Linked DNA regions of Homo sapiens: region 2 is linked to region 1. The links are chromatin loops, found by intact Hi-C in ENCODE. Cell type or tissue: endothelial cell of umbilical vein. All regions are shown on one strand.

What was found. A loop is a pair of places that touch in the nucleus more often than their neighbours do. Peaks named below come from ENCODE experiments on the same cell type or tissue, not always from the same donor. Only the 100,000 strongest peaks of a DNase experiment are listed, where the experiment ranks them.
Region 2: it touches region 1 in a loop (7-fold over the local background); 52 of 110 quality-filtered maps call a loop at or near these places.

The regions. Positions count from the first base shown.
Region 1 is chr2:11,774,509-11,782,508 of GRCh38, forward strand. It overlaps LPIN1 (lipin 1), which reads left to right. Exons shown (of 21, transcript NM_001349206.2): 6 at 1,578-1,685; 7 at 5,011-5,137; 8 at 7,693-7,999. Among named protein-coding and RNA genes, the nearest start is that of MIR548S, 11 kb to the left of the region's middle. RefSeq lists an enhancer at 4,420-5,619. In endothelial cell of umbilical vein, a CTCF peak has its summit at 4,890 (motif pointing left); DNase peaks (open chromatin) are centred at 1,093 and 4,833; H3K27ac peaks cover 1,697 bases.
Region 2 is chr2:11,461,282-11,469,281 of GRCh38, forward strand. It overlaps E2F6 (E2F transcription factor 6), which reads right to left and starts at 4,880. Exons shown (of 7, transcript NM_198256.4): 1 at 4,491-4,880. The coding sequence starts at 4,598. RefSeq lists enhancers at 4,074-4,631, 4,632-5,188, 5,616-5,695. In endothelial cell of umbilical vein, no CTCF peak of the experiment used is centred here; DNase peaks (open chromatin) are centred at 4,380 and 4,910; H3K4me3 peaks cover 1,828 bases; H3K27ac peaks cover 956 bases.

The DNA of each region.
Region 1 (8,000 bases):
CTCAGAATGCTCAGGGGCATGTTGATAATGAAAAAGAGACTGAGAAACGCTGATCTAAATGCCAGTGACATCCTTGGGTTATTCGTATACCTCATGCTTTAGATTCGCTTCTGGTTCATGGTGCCAGCCCTTAGAAACTCTGGGTTCCTACCTGAAGCCGGTCTTATCAAAACGCCACCCCTGGTTCCAGTTTGATCAGGGTAACCTTGTGAATTAGCAAGCAGCAGTCCCCAGTGTGTGCTGACATGGAGGTTGGAGAGAAAATAGATATGTCCCATGCCTGGTTTCCAGCCAATACTGATGTCGCGGGTTAGTCCAGCAGGCTGAGGCTGAGGCCTGTGACAAAGTCCCTGCATGGAGGTCTTCCTGCGTCAGAGCCTAGCCCTGTTCAATAGAAACGTAATAACTAGCTCCATATGTAATTTTAAGATTTCCAGTAGCCCTATTTTTAAAAAGTAAAAAAAAAAAAAAAAGATGAAATTAATTTTAAAGCTATATTTCATTTGACCACAGTATTTCCAAAATATCATTTCAACAAGCAATCAATTTTAAAGAATTATTAATGAGATACATCACATTTCTGTTTACATACCAAGTCTTTATAAACTCCATTATGTATTTCACATGCGCAGAACATCCCAATTTGGACAAGCCACGTTTCAAGTGCTCAGGAGCCACCTGTAGCTGGTGGTTTATTATATTGGACAGTGCAGATATAAGACCTTTCTAGATTCTCATTCTTTCTCTAGGTCTGTGGAGATAAAATAGTGGAGGGAAAAATAGTGGTTTAGGAGGAAAATAATGTAGAATATTTAGAACCCAATAATAGATGAAAAAATCTGTTCAAGCACTGTATGTTAATTTTAAGGATTTAAAAGAAACACTTTAAACACAACTCTGAGCGTGTTTAATGCTCAAAACATCTGTAATGTTTTGCCTCATGAATGCAGCATAATGACTGAGTCAGGTTATGTAGCTCTGACTATCACCAAATGGAATGACAAATTAGGATAAATAGCTACATTTCCACATTTGGAATTAGGTATTTTCTGTAAAGAGACAATTGACAGCACACACGAGCACATTTTTGGATTATGTAGTTTGATTAAGCACGAAAGTGTGACCAGAGATGATCAGTTCTACACATGGGTGAAACAGAAAGTGAAATAGGTCATTTGGCAGTTTCCTGCTTTTGTGTCTCAGAAAATTCATGCTGATTTCTTAGCAATTTCAATATCCGGTGCTCTGCCATTATCAGATGTCTGAGTTTCTTTATTTTCTTAAAAATGTCGTTGTTGAGAGTAGTCAAATACTTTACGTAATATATATAATCTTTATATAAAGTATATATACTTTGTAATTATATATAATCTTATATATAATCTTTATATAAAGTATATTATATATACTTTATATAATCTTATATATAGTCTTTAAAGTATATTATATATACTTTATATAATCTTATATATAATCTTTATATAAAGTATATTACATATACTTTATATAATCTCACTTGATGTAATTGACCTCTGATTTTGTCTTTCTTTTAATGTGTATCACGTGGTGGTATCCAGTAGCCTGGTAGATTGCAAAAGGACTGCCCCTCATCTTGCAGTTGCGGCCGAGGGAGGTCTGTCTAGTTCTTGCCCTCCACAGTCTTCCCTGTTCCATCCTTCGGAAAGGTAGAGGAGTTATTTTCCCCATTGGGATATATTCAATAATGAAAAATTTGATCTAACTCTTACTATAAGTCTATTTTACCATTAACCAAATTACTTATGAAGAAAATACCTGTAGATTATATGAAGTGAAAATTTTGATTTAACTTTTACAAATCGATTTCACTAACCAAATTACTTATGAAAAATATGTATATAGATTACTCTTTTCCTTTCGTTATAAGCATTTGTAGATGATCAGATTTTTTTTTTTTTTTAATTCCTAAATTTGACTCTCTGGAAATTATGGTTAAGCATATAATTTTACCTAATTCTGTGAAGTGCTTTGAAAATGAGAATAATGAAATATAGCTTGGGAATATGATCTTCTGTTTTCTGTCTCGGGTTGTTTGACAAATAAGTTTACAAGATATTTTTGGAATACCACTTTAATTTATTATAAACATTTAAGTAGTTTATTGGGCTGTCTGAATAATGGAGTCAGACACTTTCCACAGCATTTCTAGAACAGAATCTTGGAGAATGGCCTGGGCTGGGTCTCAGGCTGAGGATCAAAGGTTGGTGTGTTCACTCGATGTAGTCATCTCAGATTTCTGCCTTCATTCCCTCAGTTTTGACCTACCTACTTTGTGGACTTACATGGTTTACTTTGTAAGCCTTAGCAAATGAAGCTACGATTAATTTGTACGTGGAAAACCTTTTGTCTTTTTGATTAAAGATCCAGACCTCAGGATGTACTTCATTCAGAGGCTACATTTGCAGAAGAAAAGTCCGTTTAAAATGAGGAAAACAAAGTTGTTAATAGTTAAAACTAACTAGCCTTATTGGGACTGGCAAAAATACTGAAAACTTTGATAAGGCTAATAAATACCTTGTTTATGAACATCAGTCATTGACCTTGTAAGCTTACTTTTTTGAACAACCCTTGATCTTAAAATAATAATATTTCATGACGGAGCACTTTGGAGTCATCTTTCTGGTAAATCCCACTTGGCAGTGGGCCCCATTCCTGCGTCCTTTTTGGTCTGTCTGAATTCCCTCAGTGACGGTCGGCAGAAAGCGCATCTGTGTTTGTGCACGAGACCTTTGGAGAAGGGTTGCTGTGGCCTGAACGGGCAGCATTTATGGTGGTGGCCTGTTTGCTGTTGGGGAGGGACTTGCAGCAGACTTTCTCGTAGGGCTGGGCTCCTTATGCGTGAGTTGCACGCCTGAGTGCCTCTATGGGTTTTGTGGCTCGTGGCTTTTATGAAGGGACCAGAATGTTAGGAACTCTGGAGTTGGGAATTGCTGCAGGAGAACCGTGTTCCGCATTTCGTTCTTCTAGAGCAGAGGTTGGTAAAGCACGGCCCATGGGTCAAATCTGGTCCACCATCTGCCTCTGTCAGACTTTCCCGGGCATAGGCAGTTGGTTTACATACTGGCTGTGGCTGCTTTCACACCACCACAGCAGCGAGTGGTTGCGACAGACGTCGTAAAACCCGTAAAGCCCGAGATATCTGCCACTGGGCTCTTTACAGAAAATGTTTGCCGACCCCTGTTCGGAGCAAGCTTTGTCTAAAGGACTTTATTTCATTTAGTGACAGTGAGATAATTTATTGCTGCAAAGAACTTATAGCCAAATATGTTCTATTTTGTCTGGTGAAACAGAATGGCAAGAGCTTTTTAGATACTTTGAGGTTTGGGAACAGCACCGTTGAGGGTGAGAAGTTGGTTTTGATGGACTTATTCCATGATGATGCTGGAGAAAGAGTGGATTGCGGTCACACTTGTAGGTACTGAGGCCCCTCGCTGGAGGCCACAGCCTGCGCTTTTCCCATTGCAGTGATACCGAACACGTGACTGTAGACGCTTCAGTGCCACCAAAGCGTTGTCTCTTTGGAGAAGTCCAGTTGTGGAACTGGAAGAGCAAGGAGGTTGAAAGGCCAGGAGCCTTTCCCACATGGACGTGGGGGGGCCCACGTGCCTTCTTATAGGACTGCTCCCTAAAGGGCAGAAATGTGTGTCTGTTGGGAGCAGGGTGTCCCATTGCAGAAGCTCTCCTAATGTGATGTCAGGAGCCTCCTCTCCCCAGGCAGGCGAAAGAGAGCGTGCAGGCTGCCCCGTGGCAGCACGTCATTAGAAGGGCTGGGAGTCATGGGCACCAAGGGAGCAGGGACCACCCTCTGCCCCTTGGTGTGAGATGAGAGAGATGGCACTTGGTCTGGCTGCTCTATGCAGCTTGATCAAAGAGATTCAGGATCAGTTTAGCCCACAAGGTCCCTGTTTGTTGGATACAAGTTATGTATCATCATGAACTCACCTTGTATTGACAGGAAAGTTATATTCAATTGGAGTTGAACTCTAGGTAAATGAGACCAGAAGCATCAGTTTCCGAAGAATAGATAAGGTCTGGGAAAGAAGACGGCAAGGGAAACTGAAAGCTTTATTTCCTGCTTTGTCTGAAAAACCCTGCCGCCTTCCTCTAGAGGAAATGATGTGGGAAAATAAGCAATAATTAACCATGTTATTATGCGGCAATAAATAATTACAAGAATTGCTGCTGTAAATAATATTTCTCTAAGTTGTTTAGAATATGGTGAGGATCTTGTGGATAAGTTAATGACTTTTGGATGGTTACTTTGGCTGGGCAGAAGTAAGACCTTGTTTGGGTCTTCAGAGTAAAAATTCAGGAAACATGGAGGTGGTTACTGAGCGAGCCTTAACCAGTTGGTGAGTCCCTTGTGAAGTATTCCTGGAAGACATAAGATCTTAGAAAATTTCAACTTGTAGGCTCCTGCCCAACGTTATCGAGTTTATTTGTGGCATCCAGCATCTTTGGTAAAATTGGCACATCATATAATTTCCCTGTTTCCCAGGCCAGTGCAGATGATAAATATTTAAAATATGGACTCTAATGAGTGCCTGCCCGAGCCAACCAAGACCCTTTTGCAGCCCTCTGACAGCAGAGGAACTTGATTTGGAAACAGATTGCAGGAGATGCGAGTGCAGAGTGGGGTGGGGAAGGGTGGTCTTTTTGAGGTAAGAACAGACTATTTTTCCCTTTCTCTTTCCATCTCTTTCTTTTGTATTCTGGGCCACTTCTTTTTCTCCTCTCCCCCGCGGTGCACCAGGCGGCAGGGTGGGGCGGGCGACCCACGTGGAGCGCCTTCCATGGGAGGCGCTTCCCTGCCCCCTGGTGGCCGGAGGAGGGATTTGTCATGAGGCTCCGCTCAGAGCGAACGACAGCTGGGGGTGCATTTTCTGGGCTATTTGAGCCATGGAGCTGGGCCCAAAACATTTACAAAAGTTTCTTTTCCCACCTTAATTTTCGCTTTGTGTTTTCCTTAAGTCCTTCCGGTTCCCGACCTTCAACACCTAAAAGTGATTCAGAATTGGTCAGCAAGTCCACGGAAAGGACAGGGCAGAAGAACCCAGAAATGCTTTGGCTGTGGGGAGAGCTGCCGCAGGCTGCTAAGGTGAGAGTCTCTTCAATTCTGCCACGGACCGAAGATTTCTAACTCAGCTTAAATTACATGGAATTAGTATCATAGCATAGCCAAGAAACACAGCTACCAGGAGCCAGAGGTAAACCAAAATATATTAAGGGTTAGCCTTGAATGTTGGAATTACTTTCTTCCACGTTACCAACATTATAGAGAGGTCTCATTGCTTTTGTAGATTTTAAACCTATGGGATTCCTCTTAGGATTTACTTTTTTTTTTTTTTCTTGAGACAGAGTCTCACTCTGTCACCCGGGCTGGAGGGCAATGGCTCTATCTTGGCTCACTGCAACCTCTGCCTCCCAGGTTCAAGCGATTCTCCTGCTTCAGCCTCCCGAGTAGCTGGGATTACAGGCGCATGCCACCACGCCCCACTAATTTTTGTATTTTTAGTAGAGACGGGGTTTCACCGTGTTGGCCAGGCTGGTCTTGAACTGCTGACCTCAAGTGACCCGCCTGCCTCTGCCTCCCAAAGTGCTGGGATTATAAGCGTGAGCTGCCGTGCCCAGCCAGGATCTACATTTTCTATCACAGCTAAATGCAAATTAAATTAAAGAAATACAACTTACACACAATCTTGCTGTCTTGAAACTGTAAACAAAAATAGCTTCCAGCTCTTGAGTCTGCTAGGTCATTGATGAGTGGAGCAAAGCCACAGGGAGAGAGTTGTGGACTCTTGGCCCATTGAAAAAGAAGCTGAGTTGTAAGAGCTGGAATCCACATGTTCTTGTGTCCCTCACACAGAGAGACATCTGGGAGAGCCCTGGGAGAGGGAAAGGCTAATAGAACAGAAATGAAAGATTTCAGCCTAATAGATAAACAAAGTCAGAAAACCTTAAGGTTTTGATTCATCAAGTAGTAAGTATTTCTGGGCCCTCATTGTTGGTGGGACCCTGAATTTGACCCTATGGAGATCTCCAAAATAAATAGAGAAGCAGCTGAGGGTAGCGGAGAGAATGAGGGCCTGGGAGGCAGCAGGTTATTCTGGGTTTGAGTCCTCACTGCACCGCTTGCTAAAAAGGTGACCTTGGGCAAATGAGTAGACTTCCCTGAACCTCAGTGTCTTCATCTGTAAAACTGTGAGAAAATGACAGAATTGTTGTGAGGTTAGAAGGGCTAATGTAGGTATGTGAAGTATCTGGCACCTGTAGGCCCTCTGAATATTTGCATTCTTTCTCCTTGGCTGTGGTACATGCACGCTGAGCCCCAGTTTCCCTATCTTGGATATGCAGTGGGTTTACATGTAGGTACATAACTGGTTCAGCAAATATGTTTCTAAAAACATGAAATGAACACAATCTTTTCTTTCAAGAAATTTTATTTGGTATGCTAATGTATTATAAGCATCTTGAATTATGTTATTATATCACAAGCTTTAAAAAATATTGTAAGGTCCTTAGAAGATGCTATAGCCTCTTGCATCCCCAATAAATGTTTGTAATATGAATGAATGAGTGAGTGAGTGAGTGAATGACTATTGAAAACATCCCTTATAAAGAGTCAAGATGGGCAGCTTTTTGGAGAGTAGTCTGTTGAGGCCAAAGTTGTGGATCCATTTCCTCTCTAGGTTATATTTAGATTTCATAGAAAATGCTGATTTACCTGTCCACAGCTATGGTGCTGACCCAGCCAACTCTCTTTGCAAGTTTATGTCGTTAGTTGCTGGAGAAACAGCATGGAAGTGCAAATCCATCACTTCTTCTGGCAAAATAGTTGTAACCACAGATTTTCTGTAGCATTGTTTTTATTTGCAATTGAAGCTGTTTGATCAGATAGAGAAGTGAATACTTTCTCCCCTCTTTTTAGCCCATGAATTGCATTTTGGTTTTTGTTTGAATAAATCTTTTCTGTAACTGGAAATCCCTCTGGCGGTAGAATCAGAAATGCTAATTTCTCACTCATGTGAACCAACTGTCACCAAATCTTTACTTATTCACTCATGTTTTGGGAATAAACTTTATTGAAATATACATACAGAGAAATACACACATTGTAAATGTATAGCTCAATACATTTTCACAGCAGGAACAGATCTGTGCAGCGTGCACCCAGACCGAGAAGCAGAGCATGACCAGCAGCATGGAAACCCCCACTCTTTGCGGTCACTGCTCAGACTGACCCCTCTGCTCCCTGCAAGGGGAAACTTGATCTTAGCAACAGAGATTAGTTTTGCAAGATTCATTCATGTTGTTGGTGTAGCTGTAATTCATTTATTCTCATGGCCACTGAGAATCCCAGTGTGTGTGAAAAGACTTGTAATCTAACAGCATTTAGGGTGCTCCTGCCTGTTGGCATTGCTAATCTCACTTCTCTTTGGCAGTTGATGTTTCACAGGAAAGTTCATTTGCTTTGGACCTAATATTCTTGGTTTCTGGACTTTTTGGCAGGTATAGAAATCACCAGGTGATTGTTGAGGCTTAAAAGTCCCTGCCTACTTTTGATTACTTGTTCTCCTTGGGTCACTCAGTTTTTCTGGTTGCCTTTGTGCTGACCTTGTCTCTCTCTCTGTCCCTCTCTCCTCTTTGCTCTAGTCTTCTTCTCCACACAAGATGAAAGAGTCCAGCCCATTGAGCAGTAGAAAAATTTGTGATAAAAGTCACTTTCAGGCCATTCACAGCGAATCTTCAGACACTTTTAGTGACCAATCGCCAACTCTGGTCGGTGGGGCACTTTTGGACCAGAACAAGCCTCAGACAGAAATGCAGTTTGTGAATGAAGAAGACCTGGAGACCTTAGGAGCAGCAGCGCCACTCTTGCCCATGATCGAGGAGCTCAAACCCCCCTCTGCCAGTGTAGTCCAGACAGCAAACAAGACGGATTCTCCTTCCAGGAAAAGAGG
Region 2 (8,000 bases), 310 kb before region 1:
TTCCCAACCAATACCCTCACTTTAACAGTAGATGCTCTGTGAGGCTAAGAGAGTTCAACTTTCTATTTTATTTATTTATTTATTTTTGTGATGGAGTTTCACTCTTGTTGCCCAAGCTGGAGTGCAGTGGCACAATCTCGGCTCACTGCAACCTCCACCTCCTGGGTTCAAGTGATTCTTCTGCCTCAGCCTCCCGAGTAGCTGGGATTACAGGCGCACGTCACCAAGCCTGGCTAATTTTTTGTATTTTTAGTAGAAACGGGGTTTCACCACATTAGCCAGGCTGGTCTCGAAATCCGGACCTCAGGTGATCCACCCGCCTCAGCCTCCCGAAGTGCTGGGATTACAGGCATGAGCCACCATGACTGGCCAAGAGTTCAACTTCCATTGTAATTTGGCCAGTTACATGATGAAGGCTTGTGTTTGATTTTCAGCAATTTCAGCCCCATGGCTACAGGATAGAAGATTCTAACCCAGGGCACACTTAGAAACTTTTAGGTCATTTATGTGGAACTCCAGCCATGAAACTGAATCCCTGAGCTCATCCTTTTCTTTCATCACTTTGTCCAAAGACAATAGGAGCAACCAACCAATGTCATTATAATCCTTGTTTTCCCAAAAATATTTGAAAATATCACATATAGCGTCACTAAATTCTTTGCCTCTTATAAGCAGTGAATTAGAATAAAAAGGCATTTATTTTGCATATCTATAAACAGTTTGTGTCATGGACTTCCAGTGCTCTCTCTACTATTAGAAGTAGAGCTCTTGGCATTTTTAGATTCTAATCAGATTAAAGAATCAATTCCAAAAACCCCAATTAAGGAAACTCATCTTTAATATTCTGTTTCCCAGAACCATTCCTGGTACCAAAATCTGTGTTAGTATTGGTCTGTCTCTCTGGAGAGCCCTGACCAATAGAGTAATAAATTCAATTCTGGATATAGAGTAGTCCACCCTTATCCCTGGGAGCTACATTCCAAGACCCCCAGTGGATGCCTAAAACCGCAAACAGTACCAATCTCTATATATACTATTTTTTCGTATACATACATACATGTGATAACATTTAATTTATAGATCGGGCATAGTAAGAGATTAACAGCTAATAATAAAATACAACAATTATAGCAATAAACTACAATGAAAGTTATGTGAATGTGGTCTCTCTCTCAAAATATCTTATACTGTAGATCTTAGCGACCTCAGAATAAGATTTTTTTTCTTTCCTTACTAAGTCAAGAACTTAGATCTTTTCACTTAAAGGAAGCACTTCATCAATTCTCTTCAGCATACTGGAAGCACTACTGGAAGCATACTGGAAGCACTACTTTTGTGCTTTGGGGCCATTACTGAGAAAATAAGGGCTACTTAACACAAGCACCGTGACAGTTGGTCTGAGAATCAAGAAACAGCTACTAAGCGACTAAGGGCAGGGCGCAGTGACAGCATGGGAACTCTGGACAAAGGAAGATTCAGGTGCTGGGTGGTACTGGACAGCTCAAGATTTCATGACACTACTGAGAATGGCAAGCAGTTTAAAACTAATGAATTATTTCTGGAATTTTCATTTTAATAGTTTGGGGGACCACAGGTTAACTGAAATAAAGAAAAGTGAAACCTCAGATGAGAGGGGACTAATAGGAGTTTGAAACCTAAGTAGGAAGGTCTAGTAGACAGCTGGAAAACCCTGAAGGAGATTTATAGATTTGGGAATTATGACATGGTAACTGAAAATACCAGAACTGTATGTCTAAGATTTCAAGGGATGTATCTGCTGATACTACATGCAAACTAAGTGGTTTTTCCACAGTGAGCTTAGAGTTTTTATCACGTTCTCAAATATTAAGACCACCAATACAGATGGTACCAATATACAGCTGACCCTCAAACAACACAGGTTTGAATTGTGTGGGTCCACTTAGAGACCAATTTTCTTTACCCGCTGCCACCCCTTAGAGAGCAAAACCAGCTCCTCCTCTTACTCTTGTTCATCAGCCCACTTAGTGTGAAGACAAGGATGAAGACCTTTACGATGACCTAATTCCCCCGAAGGAGTAGGATTTTCTCTTATTTATGATTTTCTTAATAACATTTTCTTTTCTTTAGCTACTTTACTATAAGAAAACAGTAACTAATACATATAAATACAAAATATGTGTCAATTAACTGTTTACGGTATCAGTAAGGCTTCCAGCAAACAGTAAAGTTTTGGGGGAATCAAAGTTATATTCAGATTTTGAATTTCATGGGATTTGGTGCCCCAATCCCTGAGTCGTTCAATGATCAAATGTAGATGGTAACAGAAGTCATGGGAGGAGTGAATGAACTCCCCTAAGAAGAATGTGTAGAGACGGTAGAAGAGAACCCTGAATAATACCAACATGTGGCCAGCTGCAGAGGCTCACGCCTGTAATCCCAGCACTTTGGGGAGCTGAGGTGAGAGGACTGCTTGAGCCCAGGAGTTCAAGACCAGCCTGGGCCCCATAGGAAGACTCCCATCTCTAAAAATAAAAATAATTAGCCAGGTGTGGTGGCATGTGCCTGTGGTCTCAGCTACTTGGGAGTTGGAGGCAGAAGGATCACTTGAGCCTGGGAGGTAAGGCTGCAGTGAGCCATGATGTGCCACTGCACTCCAGCCAGGGTGACAGAGTGAGATCCTGCACCGGGGGGGGGGACAAAAACAAAAACAGAAAAACAAATCAACATGAAGGAATGGGAAGAGGATGAGGACAAGGAGAAGCCAGAGAAGCAGATGGAGCATCAAACGTCAAGGAAGCTCAAGGGAGGGTTTCTAACACGAGTGTTGTAGTCAAAACTACAACAGCTGCTGGAATTGACGAGCTTGTCGGTGACCTTGGTTAGAATGGTCTTACAAGTGTGCTTAGGATAGGGGTCCCCAGCAGTGGGTTGGCTGGTAATAAGAGGCCATCAAGTGGAAACAGTGAGTGTAAATAACCTTTTCAAGAAGTTTAGCTGTGAAAGCACTTTGGGAGGCTGAGGCGGGTGGATCACGAGGTCAGGAGATTGAGACCATCCTGGCTTACACGGTGAAACCCCATCTCTACTAAAAATACAAAAAAAAATTAGCCGTGCGTGGTGGCGGGTGCCTGTAGTCCCAGCTACTCAGGAGGCTGAGGCAGGAAAATGGCGTGAACTCGGGAGGCGGAGCTTGCAGTGAACCGAGATCAGGCCACTGCACTCCAGCCTGGGTGACAGAGCAAGACTTCGTCACCAAAAAAAAAAAAAAAAAAAAAAAGTTTAGCTGTGAAGAGGAAGAGAGACAGTAGATGGGAGGGGATATGGAATCAAGGGAGAGATCTTTTAAGATGGGGATGGATTTAGAATGCGGTTTTAGTAGTCAAGAATTTATCATCTGGAGTTAGACATTTGGAGCTTCAACCCAAGTTTCTACACTTATTATCCAGCCACAGGCAAGCCGGCGTTACATGCATCTCCAAGTCTGTTTTGGCAACCGTGAAACAAGAATAATAATCTTTTAGTATTATAAAACACTGCTGTGAGAAATGAGAAATTAAATGAGGCAATAATCACAAACTATTTGGTAGGGGAACCAGGCATAATGACTTGGGAAAATGTTTAATTACTACTAGTTATAGAAAGAAAGCAGCAGAGAAATTGAAAATACGGGGAGAGGTCGGGCTCGGTGGATCACCTGAGGTCGTCAGGAGTTCGAGACCAGCCTGGCCAACACGGCGAAATCCCGTCTCTACTAAAAATACAAAATTAGCTGGGTGTGGTGGCGCATGCCTGTGATCCCAGCTACATGGGAGGCTGAAGCAGGAGAATCTCTTGAACCTGGGAGGTGGGGGTTGCAGTGAGCTGAGATTGCGCCATTGCACTCCAGCCTGGGGAACAAAAGTAAAACTCAATCTCAAAAAAAAAAAAAAAAAAGAAAAAAAAGAAAGAAAAGAAAAAGAAAATGCATTTGTTGAGGGCCCTGATAACCGCGGGGAATACAGCATCTGGTCCTGAACAAGAGAAGAAATCAGCCTTTGCAGGAAAGGGAGCCAAATTTCCTAACCATTTTCTCTGTCAAACAGGTGGGGAGATAATTTGATGAATGGGAGCTGTGGCGTGGGAAATATAAAGCGTGGACAAGGTTTTAAACGGCTGCAGTAGAGCAGAAGGATGGGAGAGGAGGCAGAAAAACAAATGATAGGTTGCAGAGATACAGCTAGAGTCCATAGAAGGAGATAAACATGGACTCTCTAATGCAAAGTTGAGCAATTTTCTCCAACAGTGCTCTGAAGTTCCGATGTAAAAGCCTAGAAGACTGATACCACGTCTGTGAGCAGATGCTGAAAGCAGAAGGCGGGAGAGCGCAGTTCGCAGCACGTGATGGGCAGCGCCTGGCCCAGGGGGAGCAGACGACCCAGACGACGGCCAGCGGGGTTGGCGGCGGCGCGGGGAGGAGGGGGCCGGATTTGGGAGACCACCGCCCGTCCCCGTCCCGTCCCGGAGCTTACCAGCAGGCCCTCCACGTTGATGGGGTCTCGGCACCGACGGCGAACCGTCTCCTCCGTCGGGTCCAGGAGGAGACTGGGTAACTTCCTCGCCGGCCGCTGCTGACTCATGCTGCCCGGCCGGGCGTCCTGCTCCCCTCGCACCCCACGAGCTCTCCCGCCCTCTCGCGCTCAGCTCGAGCACCGCCCCCCACGCGCCGATTTCCAAGGGCCCAGCACCTAAGGGGTCCGCGGCTTCCTCCGAGGCGCCGCCCGGCTAGGCCGTCCCGCCCGCCAGTAAACGCGGCACGGCCTCACGTGCCCGGGAGCTCCCGACGCAGACGGAAAAAGAGGAGGGAGACCCGCGGATCTCAAGTCGCCCGGCCCGCCATCTTCCCGCATGCGCAGTACACCGCCCCCCTCTGCGCATGCCCGCCGCTGCCGGAGCGCTCCCACGCACCGATCCTCTCCCGGCGGCTGCCGCCCGGGAAACCCGGACCGCGGAATCCACGGAGAGGCTGGCAAAGGAAAAGGAAGAGGTGGAGCCGAATTCCAGAGGAAGGGAACAGGGGTGAGAGAAAAGAGGCAACCGGGAAAACCCAGCGGTCGCCTGGAATTCTCGACGGTGATAACTGAAAGTTCTGAGGTGATAACTGAAAGTTCTGAGCCGCAGAGATGTTCATTTATTCCTTTTTTTTATTTTAATTTTTTTTTTGGTCGCCCAGGCTGGAGTGCAGTGGCGTGGTCAGGGCTCACTGCAGCCTTGAATTCCCGGGCTCAAGCGATCCTCCACCTCAGCCTCCCAAGTAGCTGGGACTACATGCGCGCGCCACTGTGCCTGGCTAATTTTTAATTTTAATTTTAGTAGAGACAGGGTCTCAGTATATTGCCCCGGCTGGTCCTGAACTCTGGGGCTCAAGCCGTCCTCCCACCTTGGCCTCTCAAGTGCTGGGATTATAGGCGTGAGCTACCACACCCAGCCTTCATTTATTCGTGAGCTCTGTTAGCGCATCTTACAGGCAGGTCAGTGTTGATGCTTAGTAAATGTGAGCAACCACACCATTGTGGAATCGTTTTACCTCTGCCTGCCCGCCTGCCTGCCTGCCTGCCTTCCTTCCTTCCTTCCTTCCTTCCTTCCTTCCTCCTTCCTGTTTGACGAATGAGTTATCGTTGACCTATAGTGTCAGATATTGGGGTGGGCACAGGCGATACTTATTCGTTTGAATATGCCACGGGTTCAACCTCCAATTTCAGTGGGGACAGATAAGTAAACAGAGCATGTTAATTTAGCTGGAGCCAGAAGGTGTGTTTTCAAGTCCTGGCTGCCTCTACGTATAAACTAGAAGACCTTATTAAGCCAGTTACTTAATCTGTCTGTGCCTCAGTTTCCTTATTTGGAAAATGCAAATAATGACAATACTTACCTGATAAGGTTGTTGTGAGGATTAAATGGATTAATGGATACAGGTTGCTGTGATTAGAACAGAGGCCAGCACATGTTTGAAATAAAAAGGCAACACACCGTGGTATGTACAGAGTTGGAGGGAAACAACTGGTTAGACTGGGGGTTTCTACACAGCCTGAGGTGGGCGAGGTGAGGCAGGGAAAAATCCCCGAAGAAGCTGGTTCCCCACTAGACTGTGAGGTCAGAGGCCTTCTCTAATCTTTTTTTTTTTTTTTCTGTCACCCAGGCTGGAGGGCAGTGTCACGGTCATAATTCACTGTAGCGTCAAACTCCTGGCCTCAAGTGATCTCCCAGCTAAGACTCCCAAGTAGCTGAGAGTACAGGTGCATGCCACCATGCCTGGCTAATTTTTTTTTATGTTTTATTTTATTTTATTTTTTGAACTCCTTACCTTAAGCAATCCTCCTGCCTCAGCCTCCCAAGGTGCTGGAGTTATAGGCGTGAGACACCCATGCCTGGCTTCTAATCTTTGTATCTCTATCATCTAGCAAAGTGTCTGGCAAATAAAACATGCTCTATTAATGTTTGCTAAATAAACGATGAGAAAAAAAGAGAACGTAGCGGAGGTCTCGAGAAGACTGCATATTGTTGCAGAATGGAGAATTTCCCAGAGCCGTTAGAAATGGCCATTTGAAGGCATTTATTCAGCATCTGCTATGTGTTTGGCATTCCACATGCATTTGCTTATGTAAATCTCATATCAAAACTGAAAGATAGGTATTTTTCTGCCCAATTTGCAGATCAGCAAAATTAAGATCAGCAGGATTACAAAAATTTACTCAAGGTCCTAGTAGGCAGTGGTAGAGGCAGGCTTTGACTCCACAACTGATTAATTAATTTGGCATTCAGATCTTTAGGAAGATTCTTCAAGGACGACTAGATTCTCTACAACCAGAGTTGGGGTTGGGCAAGTAAAGGTGGGGTGTGGATCAGGACGGAGTAGCAAGTGGTCCAGGCTAAAGAAAGAGCATGAGCACAGAGCTGGGGAGAGTCGGGGAAATGGCACAATCCTCACACTTATTGTGCCTGTGACCTGGCTTTTCCCCAAGACATAATCTTTTGCACATTTTTTTTTTTGAAGCATCTCTCATGGGCCAAGCAGTAGGGTAGGTGTTGAGGGAAGAACTGAATCTGATGGGGCCTTACCTTGTGTTCCAGGGGCTACTAGCCTGGGGGAGATACATAAGCAGAAAGCATAAGTACTAAATTAGAGTGTGTCTAACACACAATAGCAGCACAGCAGAGGAAGAAAAAATAATAACTGAATTAGTTGTAAACTACAGGTGCTTTTCCACATCTGCCTGTGAGGCAGCTATTTCAAGAATACTTTATAGAAGGCCGGGCATGGTGGCTCACACCTATAATCTCAGCACTTTGGGAGGCTGAGGCAGGAGGCTCACTTGATTGAGGTCAGGAGTTTGAGACCAGCCTGACCATCATGGCGCAACCCTGTCTCTTCTATAAATACAAAAATTAGCCGGGCGTGGTGGCAGGCGACTGTAATCCCAGCTACTAAGGAGGCTGAGGCAAGAGAATCGCTTGAACTTGGGAGGTAGAGGTTGCAGTGAGCTAAGATCATGCCACTGCACTCCAGCCTGGGTGACACAGCAAGACCCTGTCTCAAAAAAAAAAAAAAAAAAAAAATATATATATATATATATATATATGAGGGTACAGAGGCTCAGAGAAGTTTGTTCCAGGTTGGGTACTCAAATACCAGGACTTTGGCCACTACATCCTTGGCTTTGTCCACCATGGCCTTACATTGATATACAGTCACAGTTCTGAGCACAGAAATTCTGGTATTTCCCAGTTCCAGCCCTGTTTTTGTGTATGCTTCCTGGGGCAAAATGGTGCTAGGGCAGAATGGGGCATGGGCTTTGGGACTTTCAAGTTAGGGCTGAAGACTATACTTCCCAGGGATCATTTTTAAAGTTAGGGCTGAAATATTAGGCCAACTGCACAGGTGTGCTTGAGCAATCCTGAAAGCCCTCATCTGTCAGAAGATATTTTACTTCCCTTCTACTTGAAAATGTCCTCTCCAGAGGTCCGTGAGGAAATGACCATAT